2 separate regions of the Homo sapiens genome follow, and region 1 is linked to region 2. A link is a contact called in ENCODE Hi-C or POLR2A ChIA-PET data. All regions are on one chromosome and are shown on one strand. Each heading gives the region's core, a stretch centred on a gene start or an enhancer-like site at or near the end of the contact. The rest is flanking DNA. Distances are from core to core; before and after follow the strand shown. Region 1 holds the start of UCKL1 (uridine-cytidine kinase 1 like 1). Region 2 holds the start of SLC2A4RG (SLC2A4 regulator).

Region 1 (4,901 bases), core at 1,168-3,667, 220 kb before region 2:
CTGCCCCCATTGTTTCTGGTTGTGTGGTCATTTGATATGGGAACTGAAGGCCAGCCAGGGGAGGGGCTTGGCCAAAGTCACAGCAGGTTGATGGCAGCTCCAGAGCTGTCTTTGCCCCTTTGTGGCCCTGAGGACGGCTGGGTCTATAGGTAGGGCAGGGGTCAGGCAGGGAGTCCAGGGTGCCTGGAAGAGGTGGCCACAGCCTGTGGCTCCCTCCCTGGGGTCCTGCCTTCCAACCACGGCATTGCAGGGAGGATGAGGCTCAGAGGGGGTAGGTTTGGAGGGAGGCCATTTTCCAGGGTGGGTGGGAGTGGGCTGAGGGCTCGGCCCCACTGACCCTGGACGATGAGAATTTTGATGTTTGCCCGTGTGCGTGTGTCTCCTGGGTGTAGTGGATGCCAGTCTTGTTGCTGTGACAAGTAACAACCTTTTTTTTAAATTGTTTTTTATACAAACACTCGCAATCCGACATTTGGTGCTAAGGGTTTCCTGGTGCAGACGGTGGGCCTGGGGGCTGGGCTGGACCAGGGCGTGGGTCTCTGGGGTTGGGGTCCCTTGCTGCTCAGGGAGGCAGTACTGACTGGGCACTGCCTCTGCCCCCAGCACCCACCCTCCCCCATTCCCCAGGGAGAAGGGGCCCCACTGGGCTTGGCCTGCAGTAGTAGGGAGACAAGTTCCAGGAGCACTTTGGGGACTGGGGTTGCAGAACACTTCCTGTCTCTGGCTTCATCCTTGGGCCAGAAGGCTCCAACCCTCAGCAGCCCTTGCCAGATGTGCCAGGGAGTGGGTGTGGAGACCCGGACTCCCCCCACCCACGCACACCTCGGCCTGATGAGAGGATGGAGGCTGGGGCAGAGATGGGCGTGACCCAGCGTCAGAGGGTCGGGGGAGGCATTCCTTCCTGTGTCCCAGAGCTTCACTGGTGGAGCTGGAGGAGCCGGAGGTGGAGGGTGGGGTCTGGCAGCTGCTGCTGGGGCAGCCTCATGAGGGGAGGGGAGGGGAGGGGAGGGGAGCAGGCACTGGGCGGGGGCCTAGGTGCACTTTGTCCTTGCCACCAATGGCGGGAGGAGGGTGGACCTGAACACCTGCAGGGTGTGGTGCCTGCCCCAGCCTCTCAGGTACTTGGCCCTTGGGGAGAAGAGAAGAGGGTCTGGTTTTTGCTGGGGGTGAGTTTCCGGGACACTCCCAAAGCCCACAGATAATCCCTGGTGTGGGAAGAGGAGTCCTGGATACCTTGATGTTTAGCACTTTAACCCCCTTTGTCTTTAAGGTAGGCGTGGGGGCTACTGCCAGAAGTGGCTGTTGGGTCTGACCCCCTCCTTTCTGCCCTCCCTCTGCCACATGCTGGTCCGCAGAGCCCTCCTCCCAAGGGGTGGGGCCCTGGGTGGAGCTCAGCAGGGTCTGCCCACTCCCTACGCTGGCCCACATAGGCCTCCAGGAGCCCTCAGTGAGAGGGACCAGCATAGCTGACCCCCAGAGTGTGGTGGGCGCCGGCCCTGCCCGAGGCCCAGTCGGGGCCCTTTCTGCAGATCTACCTCTGGCTCAGCGCACGCCCCCTGCCCTGAGAACAGGAAAGGGCCCGGAAGGGCTGACTCACCGGGCCGACGCTCACACGAAAATGGGATGCACTTTATTTGCTGGTGCAAAGGCAGGTGAGGGTGCCTCCTGTGTGACCGTTGGCCCTCCTGCCTGGTGGCGCTGAAGGGAAGGAGCCAGTGAGCCTGACCCCGGGAGGGGCCGTCCCCGTGTGCCGCGTTTGGCGGGGCCCCAGGCGGCTCCCCCAGGCCCGGGTCTGGGGCCCCAGGCTTTCCCCTGCCTCGCGGCCGGGCGTCCCGTGCTTTGGGTTTCTTGGTTTGGGTTTTTTAATGCCAGTTCTCAGTACATAAGTGCATTTTGAAAGAGGTTCCAGCTATCACTTGTAACCATATATATATACATATATATTCTATCTACAAAGTGTTTATTTGCGAGATGTTTCAACGGTGAGTTCGGGCCCCGCCCGCCTTGTGACCATCTGTCCCCGGTCCTCGTCCCCGCCCCGCGCCCTGGTCCCGAGTGGCGTGGGGACGGGCCATCACTGTATGTATTAAAATGACTGTATCAAATAAATGTTTATTGATTTTTTTCCAGGGTTTTTGTGCGGCTCAGTTTGTGGTGAAAAACAGGGGGCGGGGCCCTCCAGGCACGTGGCGGAGGCTGCCGAACTACGGGTCCCCCATGCCCGCCGCGCGGCCTTGTGGGGCTTGTAGTCCGCGACGCGCGGCCTTGTGGGGCTTGTAGTCCGCGACGCGCGGCCTTGTGGGGCTTGTAGTCCGCGACGCGCGGCCTTGTGGGGCTTGTAGTCCGCGACGCGCGGCCTTGTGGGGCTTGTAGTCCGCGGTGGGCAAGAGAGGGACCCGCCAGCTCCCGGCGGCCCATGCGCGCCGCCCGGCCAGGCCCGCAAAGAGGCCTCCGAGCGCCATGGCTGCGCCCCCGGCCCGCGCGGACGCTGATCCTTCGCCCACGTCGCCACCTACGGCCCGAGACACACCAGGCCGGCAGGCTGAGAAAAGCGAGACCGCGTGCGAGGACCGGTAGGCGTGGGCCTCGCCTCCACTCCACTGGCGAGCGGGAAGGGGCTGCAGATCCGGCCGAGCTGGGCGGGTGGTCCGTCCCCGCCGCGAGCCCAAGTCCCCCACTCCCGGAGGCCAGGCGGCGGCGCCCCGTTCTCCCACGTGCCGGGTGGAACCCCGCGGGCTTGAAGCGGCCGGGAGGACGGACCTGGCCCAAGCCGGCAGGCTCCTCGGGGCTCGGGGAAGGAGTCCGGGTGCGCACCCCCAGCGTTGACCTTGGTCTCTGCCCCCGGTGGGTGGGGCCCTCGGCCTCGAGCGCCCGGCGGGCTGTGTGCCTGCTCGACTGTGCGAGTTGGTCTATGTTGTCGGCTCGGGGTGTGGCCCTGCCCGACCCGCGAGGCCAGGGCTTAGGATTTGGAGGTGCTGCGGCGCACGGTGCCTTCGGATTGCCTCGCACGCGCGTGGCACCTTCGAGCCTCTGCGGGGGCTTTGCAAGAGCATGAAGTGGGGAAGTTGTGGGGGTGCAGCGGGAGGAACCCGCCCCCACCCCGGTTCGTCACCCCGAGTGGCCCCTCTGGGAGCCGGGCCCTGCGCGGCGCCTTTGGGGCCGTGGCCGTCAGGGGGCGGTGGCCACGCAGTGCCCGGGGCTGCAAGAGGGCGCTCTGGGCGCTGCCCCTCCCTTCCGGGTCTGAAGTGTCCCTTGGGGAGCCCGCGGGGTCCCCAGGAAGGGGTTGTTCCCACTCAGGCGCCTCTTGCCTGGGTTCAGGCTGTGACTCCTGTCAGAAACGCTGTGAGCCAGGACTCCCTCAGAGATGGGCTGCGCTGGATGCCGCAGGGGGAAGGGTGTCCCGGCACAGGGTCGCTCCTCTCCAGGAGCTGCTGAGCAGAAAGAGCTTTCCCCTGGCCCTGCGTCCCTTCAGGTCCACACCCTCCCAGTGGGCAGTGACTAGGAACTTTGCATGGCTGGAGTCTAATAGGGCCTGAGTCTGTTCCTCTGCTGGTTCCAAAGAGGCGTTGTTTTTTTGTTTTGAGATGGAGTCTCACTCTGTCGCCCAGGCTGGAGTGCAGTGGCTCGATCTCGGCTCACTGCAACCTCCCTTTCCCGAGCTCAGTTCAAGCAATTCTCCTGCCTCAGCCTCCCGAGTAGCTGGAATTACAGGTGTGCGCCACCACGCCCGGCTAATTTTTTTTTGTATTTTTAGTAGAGAGGTATTTTGTCAGGTTGTCCAGGCTGGTCTCCAACTCCTGACCTCAGGTGATCTGCCCGCCTCGGCCTCCGTGGGATTACAGGCGTGAGCCACCGCGCCCAGCCACCAAAGAGGTTTTGATTTAACCCGAGGTGGGGCAGGCCAACGCTAGATAAGCACTGAGAGCTCTTGAGAAAGGCACTCCTGGATGACACAGGTTGGTGGCAGCAGCCATCTGGGCCTGCCCTGTGCACAGACGGTGGGCTGGGCACGGTGGCCCTCGCTGTGTCCCACGAGGCAGAGACTGTTGTTATCTTTCTTTGGTGTGGTTACCAAGGGACAGGAGGGAAGCTCCAGGCAGTGAGGATAGATTGCAGCACCCTTCTCCAGGGGCCCCGGTCTGCCCTGGAACTGCCTCTTGTCTTAGGCACATTTCTTGCACTTTGTGTCCTGATGCTTGTGCCATCGAGGACTTCCTCTGCCCCAGCCTAGGGCTTTTCTCACTGTTCCCCGAGCGTGTCCCCAACGTTCCTGCGTCTGCCCCTCTTCAACCTCTGCTGCTGCCCTTAGTGTTCCAGAGCAGGCTCCAGCTTGGAGGTCTGTGCACGGGTGGAGGTCTGTCCCCAGGGCTGGGGTTCCTCCACCACCGTTCCAGTGCCTCCTGCCACATCCTCCCGGCAATCAGTCTGTCCATCTTGCCTGTTGTTTATTGTCTGCTTGCCACTCGTGACTCTGTCCTGGGCACCTGCCCCCAGAGCTGGCCCGTGCTGGTGCAGGAACAGGTCCTTTGTGGTGTTAGCAGTGACTCCTGGCTGCGGTTGAGATGGAGTCTGGGGCTGTGGAAGTGGGGAGCAGAGGGAGGCTGCCCATGATCTGTGCAGGGCAGGTCCTGCTGAGGGAAGGTTTCCTGAGTGGTGGGGTGGGCCAGGGCAAGCCCCCAACCCCCAGTGCTCATCCAGCCTGAGAAAGCAGCCCTAATGACTCTCCCTGAGTCAGTCCGGCACCAGTGGGGTCAGGCCTGCATTGGCTCCTGTGGGCTAGCTCCTCCCTGCTCCCTCCTCCCCCCAGCCTCATTTTAGTTATCCAGCAAACTTCCCTTAAACCTGACCTGTCAGGAGGTGCCGTGCTACAGGCACCCAGCAGGAAGGTCCGTGGGCGATGG
Region 2 (5,197 bases), core at 2,546-5,045:
CTCCACCCACTTGCCCACCACAGGGTCCCAGCCCCACGGCCTTCCTCCCGAGAGGCAGACAAAGCTTCTGGAAAAACCTCAAATCTTTAATTTCTCTCTTCGCCTGGTGCAGCCCAGACGTGAGACACCTGAGCTTCAAAAACAAACATGGTAAAAACAGCCCCAGGGCCCGAGAGCCGTTGAGTTAAGTGCGAGTGGGGGAGTCCCCTCTCCAACACCCCTCAAAGTGCATCGGGACTGGCCCCCCAAAGCTGGGCCCATAACACCCTTGATAAATCTACGGGCCGACAGGCGGGAGGGTGGCTGCCCCCAGGGCCCTTGGGGCTAAGGGGACAGCGGTGTGGTTTGGCTTTAGTGCAAAAAGCTGGTTTCTTTAGAGGCACTTTGAGTGGTGGGACCCCTCCCCGACCTGGCGGGGGGGAGGGTTCAGGGTCAGCCCCGCCCCCCCACCCCAAGTAAAAGCAGACCCTGCAGCTGGTGAAAGCCAGCCCCTGGGGCTGTCCTCGGGCTGTTTCAGCCCCGGGCCTGGAGGGGGTGGGGAGGGAGAAGGTGGTAGCTTATGTTCTTGAACGAGCCGGACTTAGTCCAGGAACCGCTGGCAGGCTTTCTTCCAGCGGCAGGCTGTGCACCAGAGGTCCCGGCGCTCCATGCCATACACCTTCCGGCACTTCTTCGCGTCGCCGCGGGGCTTCCTGTGCGGGGGGTCACAGGACATGGGGTGCTGTGAGACCAGGACCCTCCCCACCTGGTGCCAGCCGCAGGCCCTCAGCCCACACGCACCTCAGGGTGACTCCGATCCTGGAGGACAAGGCGGGTGGGCAGGCTCCGACCTCCGTGGGCTGCGGCTCCAGGCGGGCGGGCGTCAGGCAGCCCTACAGGGAGACACAGCCAGGGCTTCACTCCCCTCCAGAGAGCCCTGAGACCCGCCCCAGCTGCCACCCGTGGCCTCACCCACCTGGTAGACACGGTCACTGTGACAGGACTGGGGGTTAGCAACGGTGCTCAGGACAGGGGGCGGGGGCAGGGGCGGGGCAGGCGGCCGCAGGGGACTAGGCAGGGCTGGGGGCTCCAGCAGCTCTGGCAGCTCCAGGCGGGGGAAGGCAGGCGGCATGGAGGCCGTGGGGGACACTGGAGTCAGGCTGGACAGCCCGTCGGTCAGCGTGTCCACACCAACATCCAGCTCTGTGTAGTAGAAGTCCTCCTCACCATCACTCTGCTCAGGCTCTGCCTGCCTCCTGCGGGAGACACAGCCAGCCAGTGGGAGCTGAAGGGGTGGCCTGGCCGGGCCTCACAACCCCAGCCAACCCGCAGGCCCCGCCGCACCCCAGGCCCCGCCGCACCCCAGGTGCACCAGGCGGATGTGTCTCTGCATCGCCGACGCCGTGCTCAGCACCTTCCCGCAGCTCTTCCACAGACACTGGAACATGACCTGGGCCGGGCTCTGCAGCAACAGGGGCCAGGGTCAGGCTCAGCCGCCACACCCGCCCCTCCCTGGGGGCCGCCCCCAAGCTCACCTTCCTTTTTCTCAGGGTGGGCTCCCCAAACAGAAAGTGGGCTGCCTCGGGGGGCAGTGGGGGTGACGGGGTGGACGGAGAGGACTGGTCACTGGCCAGGTCCCATCCCCAGTCTCCACTGTTGCTGCTGCTGCTGTAGCTGCCTGGGGGCCGCACCAGGGCCTCCTTCCAGGGCTCCAGGCCAGGCTCTGTGGGGACACGGGCCCCCCGCCTTAGAACTTCGGGTGGGTCCAGGGAGTCCCTAATCCTGAGCTGCCCCTGTTCACCAAGTCCGGTGAGACTGGTGGGCAGAGCGTCTTGGAGGAGCTGGCCCCAGGGCTTGGGGAGAAACCCCCCCGGCACAGGAAAGGGTTGGCAGACGTGTGTGGCCAGCCGCGTGGAGGTGAGCAGGTCAGGGAGGCCAGAAGGCCTGGGTCCTGCCGCTTTGGCCTCAGTAGGGGGCACTGAGGGTGCGGGAGTCCATTTTAGAAAGGAGTCCCAGGTTTGAGGGCTCTGCTTGCCCCACAGAGGCTGGGTGGCTGTAGGTTCTGAGCCCTGTCCCCACCCACACCCCTAAATGCAGACATCTGAGTCTTACCTGGGCTGAAGGCTGCAACCGGGGCCCCCAGAAGGAGAGGGCTGGTGGACAGGCTTGTAAGGGCAGCGGCAGCCATGACCTCGTCCAGCCGGGCTTTTCCTGGGGTGGCTCTGGAGGAGATGGGGGCGGGGTGCGGGTGACCCAGCCAGAGCTCTGGGCCCCTCCCCTGGTCGGTCCACGTGCAGGCCTGGGCACGCGTGCACACCAGGCTCCCCACTCCCAGCCCTGGGCATGAGGCCTGGCTCCTCCCCCAGCTCAGGTTGCAGAGAGAGCTGAAAGCCACCCGGAGCCGCCAGGAGCAGGGCCAGGGTCTCCTGAAGCCTGAGTTCTCCACATCGCGGGCTTGGCTCCACTGTGGTTCCTTCAGATACTGGGGCTGGGCAGGGGTCTGAAGCCCTGGCAGAGGGGCGGGCCAGGCCCAGGCCTCCCCCCATCACACATTAACCAGGGTTGTGCAACAGCAGCTGTGGGCCTCACGCCAGGCCTGGGAGGTGGGAGTGGCCAGCAGCCGGCAGCAGCCAGGGGGAGACTGGGCTGGAAGCACGGGCAGCTCCCCAGGCCCCAGCGAGCCAGGCCAGGGCCCGCCCCTGCCCTGGCAGCCAGACCGAGGTGTCCGGCCTGGCAGGGGTTGGGAGGTGGCGGTCAGGAGCCCCAGGGATTCCTGGACAGTCGCCCCATGCCGACCGCGCAGCCTCTTCTGCACAGAGACGCACAGCCACCCGCTCCGGGTTCTGAGCTCTAGCCCCGAGGAACTGCGGTGGAGGGAGGTGTAGGGACTCCCAGTCATCGATCATTTCTGCTCAGCTCCTCCAGGGCTGAAGAGCTTGGGGGTGGCTGGTAATTACAAACCTGGGGCCCTGACCTGGCCTCCGTCGGGGCCGGTGTCTCCGCACCCCACCCACCGCCCCTGCGCACACCGAGTCCCGAGGCACCGGGCCTCCCGCTCACCTCTGCGCTGGGACGGGGATGTGCGCCGACGGAGTCCGGGGCCCCGCCGCCGCCCCCGTCCACGTCCGGGGGGCCCCCAGGTCCGAGGCCCGCGGCTCCGACTCCTGCGGCCGCGCGAACTCCAAGCCCGCGAAGCCGCCGCCCACGGAAGAGCCCTGCGGATGGGGAGGGGGCAGACTCAGCGGAGGCGGTGGCCGGGGGAGGGGGGTCCCTCAACCTCCGCCGCGGATCCGCTCGGCGCCCGCCTCGAAAACCGGCTGCGGCCGGTGTGGACGGCGCGGCCCCGCCCCCGGCCCCGCCCCCAGCCCGGCGCGGCGGGAAGGGCTCCCCGGCCGCCCGGCGCAGCCCCGGCGGGACCCACGGACACGCGCGGACCGACGCGGCCGCCCTCCCCGCTGCCCCGCCCCCGGGGGCCCGAAGTTTGGGCAGCACTGACGCCATCTTTGCAGCGAGAGAAACTTGGTCGGCGCCCCCGCCCACCGGCGCCCGGTACCTGCGGCGGCGTGGGCACCGTCACGGGCGCGGCGCGCGGCCCCGGACCCTCCGCGCGCAGCCACGGCGCCTCGGCCCGCAGCGCACTGGGGTCCCGGCCGGCGGCGCGGGGCGGGGGGCGCTCCATGGCCGGCCGGCCGGGCGCCGAGGCTGCAGCGGCGAGGGCTGACTCTCAGGACGCGGCCCCGGGCCGGGCCGGGCTGGCCGGGCCGCCGACCCCCGCCCTGGATCCGGCCGCCGCCCGCGCCGCGCCGCCCGGAGGCTGCCCGGCCCGCCCCGCCCCGCCCCGTCTCGTCCCGCCCCGCCCCGCCCCGTCCCGTCCCGTCCCGGCGCGCGCATTGGCCGCGCGGCGTCCACACCGCAGGCGGGCGGGCCCGGCCGGCCGCGCTCCCGCCGGCCAGCGCTTCGAGGCCCCGCCCCGGGCCCGCCCCCTCCGGGTCGCTCCCGCGCTGGCCTAGGGAGGGAGGCCCGGCCCGGCACAGCTCCGAGGCCTCCGCCCACCTCGCGCGCCCGCGCGCCCCGCCGGGGAGGGCCCGTTCCCCACGGGCGCGCTCGCAGAGCTGCCAGAGCCGGGGAAGGGGCCGCGATTGCTTGGCGGGCTTCCCGGCAGCAGGTTACTCTTTAACGCTCGACTGCCCACCTCCACCACCCCTTATGTAACACCAGGCTGGGTGGCGGAGCCCTCCCGTGGAGTCCAGGGTCCAAGTCCCACCCGGGGGCGGCCACCCTGCCGGCTGCGCTGCCCCCTAGGAGTGGCTGGGACCCCGTGCCCGCACTGACCGAGAGTCTGGCCGGCAGGAGCACCGCCTCGGCTAGGCCCGGGCGCCCCGGGGGCAGCCAGTCCCCCAAGGCCAGAGGGGACAGCTCCAAGCCTTCCAGAGAAGCCCCCCGCCCCAACCCGCCCAGCTTTCAAGAAGAGCAGGCTGCGAGGCTGGCCGCTTTCATCCTGCGCTGGCGCTTTATTTAGACGCGGGCCTTCTCTGGAGCCCGGGGAGGCCGCGGCTGTCAGAGCGGCCAGGACCTCACGGACCTCACGGGCTGGCAGCCCGGGGACCTGGGACTGGCGCTGTCAGCTGTGAGGCGGGGCGGGGCGGGGGACGGGCCTCACTCTGGAGGAAGGAGCACAGGTCCTTGAGTGTTCAGGGCAGGGAGGCAGGGAGGGGTCTCCAGCCCCTCCCTAGGCTGGGGCAGCTGGAAGCAGGGGGCGTCCCAGCCCCGCACGTGCTGCTCCTGCCAGCAGGGTCCCCCAGCTCCCGGATGCTCTCATACACGTTTTCCAGGGGGCCGCTGTCCACATCCAGGGCCCTGAGCGGGAGGGTCTGGTAGGCCAGGTCACCCGCCAGGGCCAGAATCGCTCCCTGGCCCTTGGGGTCCAGCGGGTCTGTGGTGGGTCCTGGGTCCCTCCTTTTAGGCTTGCAGACCCTGGAGTACAGGACGTCCACCTGGAGACAGGAAGCCAACCCGAGGAGGGGTCAGCACCATCCAACCTGCTGAGGATCTGCCGGCCCCACCCACAGCGCCCTACCCTGGCCCACGTTACCTGAGCGGCCGGGGTCACCTCAGTCTTCCCCTGCTGTGGCTCTTGGGGACTGCGATGGGTCCCTTTGCGCTTCTGGACGCGGGCATACTCGGCCACCACAGGGCTGGCCGCCAGGCTGACCCCGGG

What was found. Hi-C counts contacts between places; a loop is a spot of excess contacts on that map. ChIA-PET counts read pairs that join two places held with the same protein, here RNA polymerase II (POLR2A). Pooled maps may share reads with other maps.
Region 1: a map of ascending aorta shows a loop between it and region 2 (12-fold over the local background). The contact joins the promoter of UCKL1 here to the promoter of SLC2A4RG in region 2. A Hi-C loop is called at or near these places in 8 of 168 maps with a recorded cell type or tissue (CD4-positive, alpha-beta memory T cell, CD8-positive, alpha-beta T cell, ascending aorta and 4 more), 16 of 37 single-sample maps with no recorded cell type and 18 of 50 pooled maps. POLR2A ChIA-PET finds 5 or more read pairs at or near these places in 8 of 52 experiments (Caco-2, H1, HepG2 and 4 more).

What each region holds. Positions count from the first base shown.
Region 1 is chr20:63,953,932-63,958,832 of GRCh38, reverse strand. It overlaps UCKL1 (uridine-cytidine kinase 1 like 1), which reads left to right and starts at 2,417. Exons shown (of 15, transcript NM_017859.4): 1 at 2,417-2,573. The coding sequence starts at 2,461. ZNF512B (zinc finger protein 512B) reads left to right here. Exons shown (of 17, transcript NM_020713.3): 17 at 1-2,129. It overlaps UCKL1-AS1 (UCKL1 antisense RNA 1), which reads right to left. Exons shown (of 1, transcript NR_027287.2): 1 at 1,848-4,901. RefSeq lists enhancers at 458-1,343, 1,344-2,231, 2,261-2,320 and silencers at 1,651-1,860, 2,451-2,820, 2,921-2,970, 3,021-3,330.
Region 2 is chr20:63,738,374-63,743,570 of GRCh38, reverse strand. It overlaps SLC2A4RG (SLC2A4 regulator), which reads right to left and starts at 3,795. Exons shown (of 8, transcript NM_020062.4): 1 at 3,533-3,795; 2 at 3,040-3,194; 3 at 2,092-2,201; 4 at 1,515-1,702; 5 at 1,341-1,441; 6 at 956-1,235; 7 at 781-872; 8 at 1-692. The coding sequence starts at 3,658. The coding sequence ends at 581. LIME1 (Lck interacting transmembrane adaptor 1) reads right to left here. Exons shown (of 6, transcript NM_017806.4): 5 at 5,072-5,197; 6 at 4,468-4,973. The coding sequence ends at 4,671. RefSeq lists silencers at 2,678-3,377, 3,388-3,537, 3,788-4,287 and an enhancer at 5,012-5,197.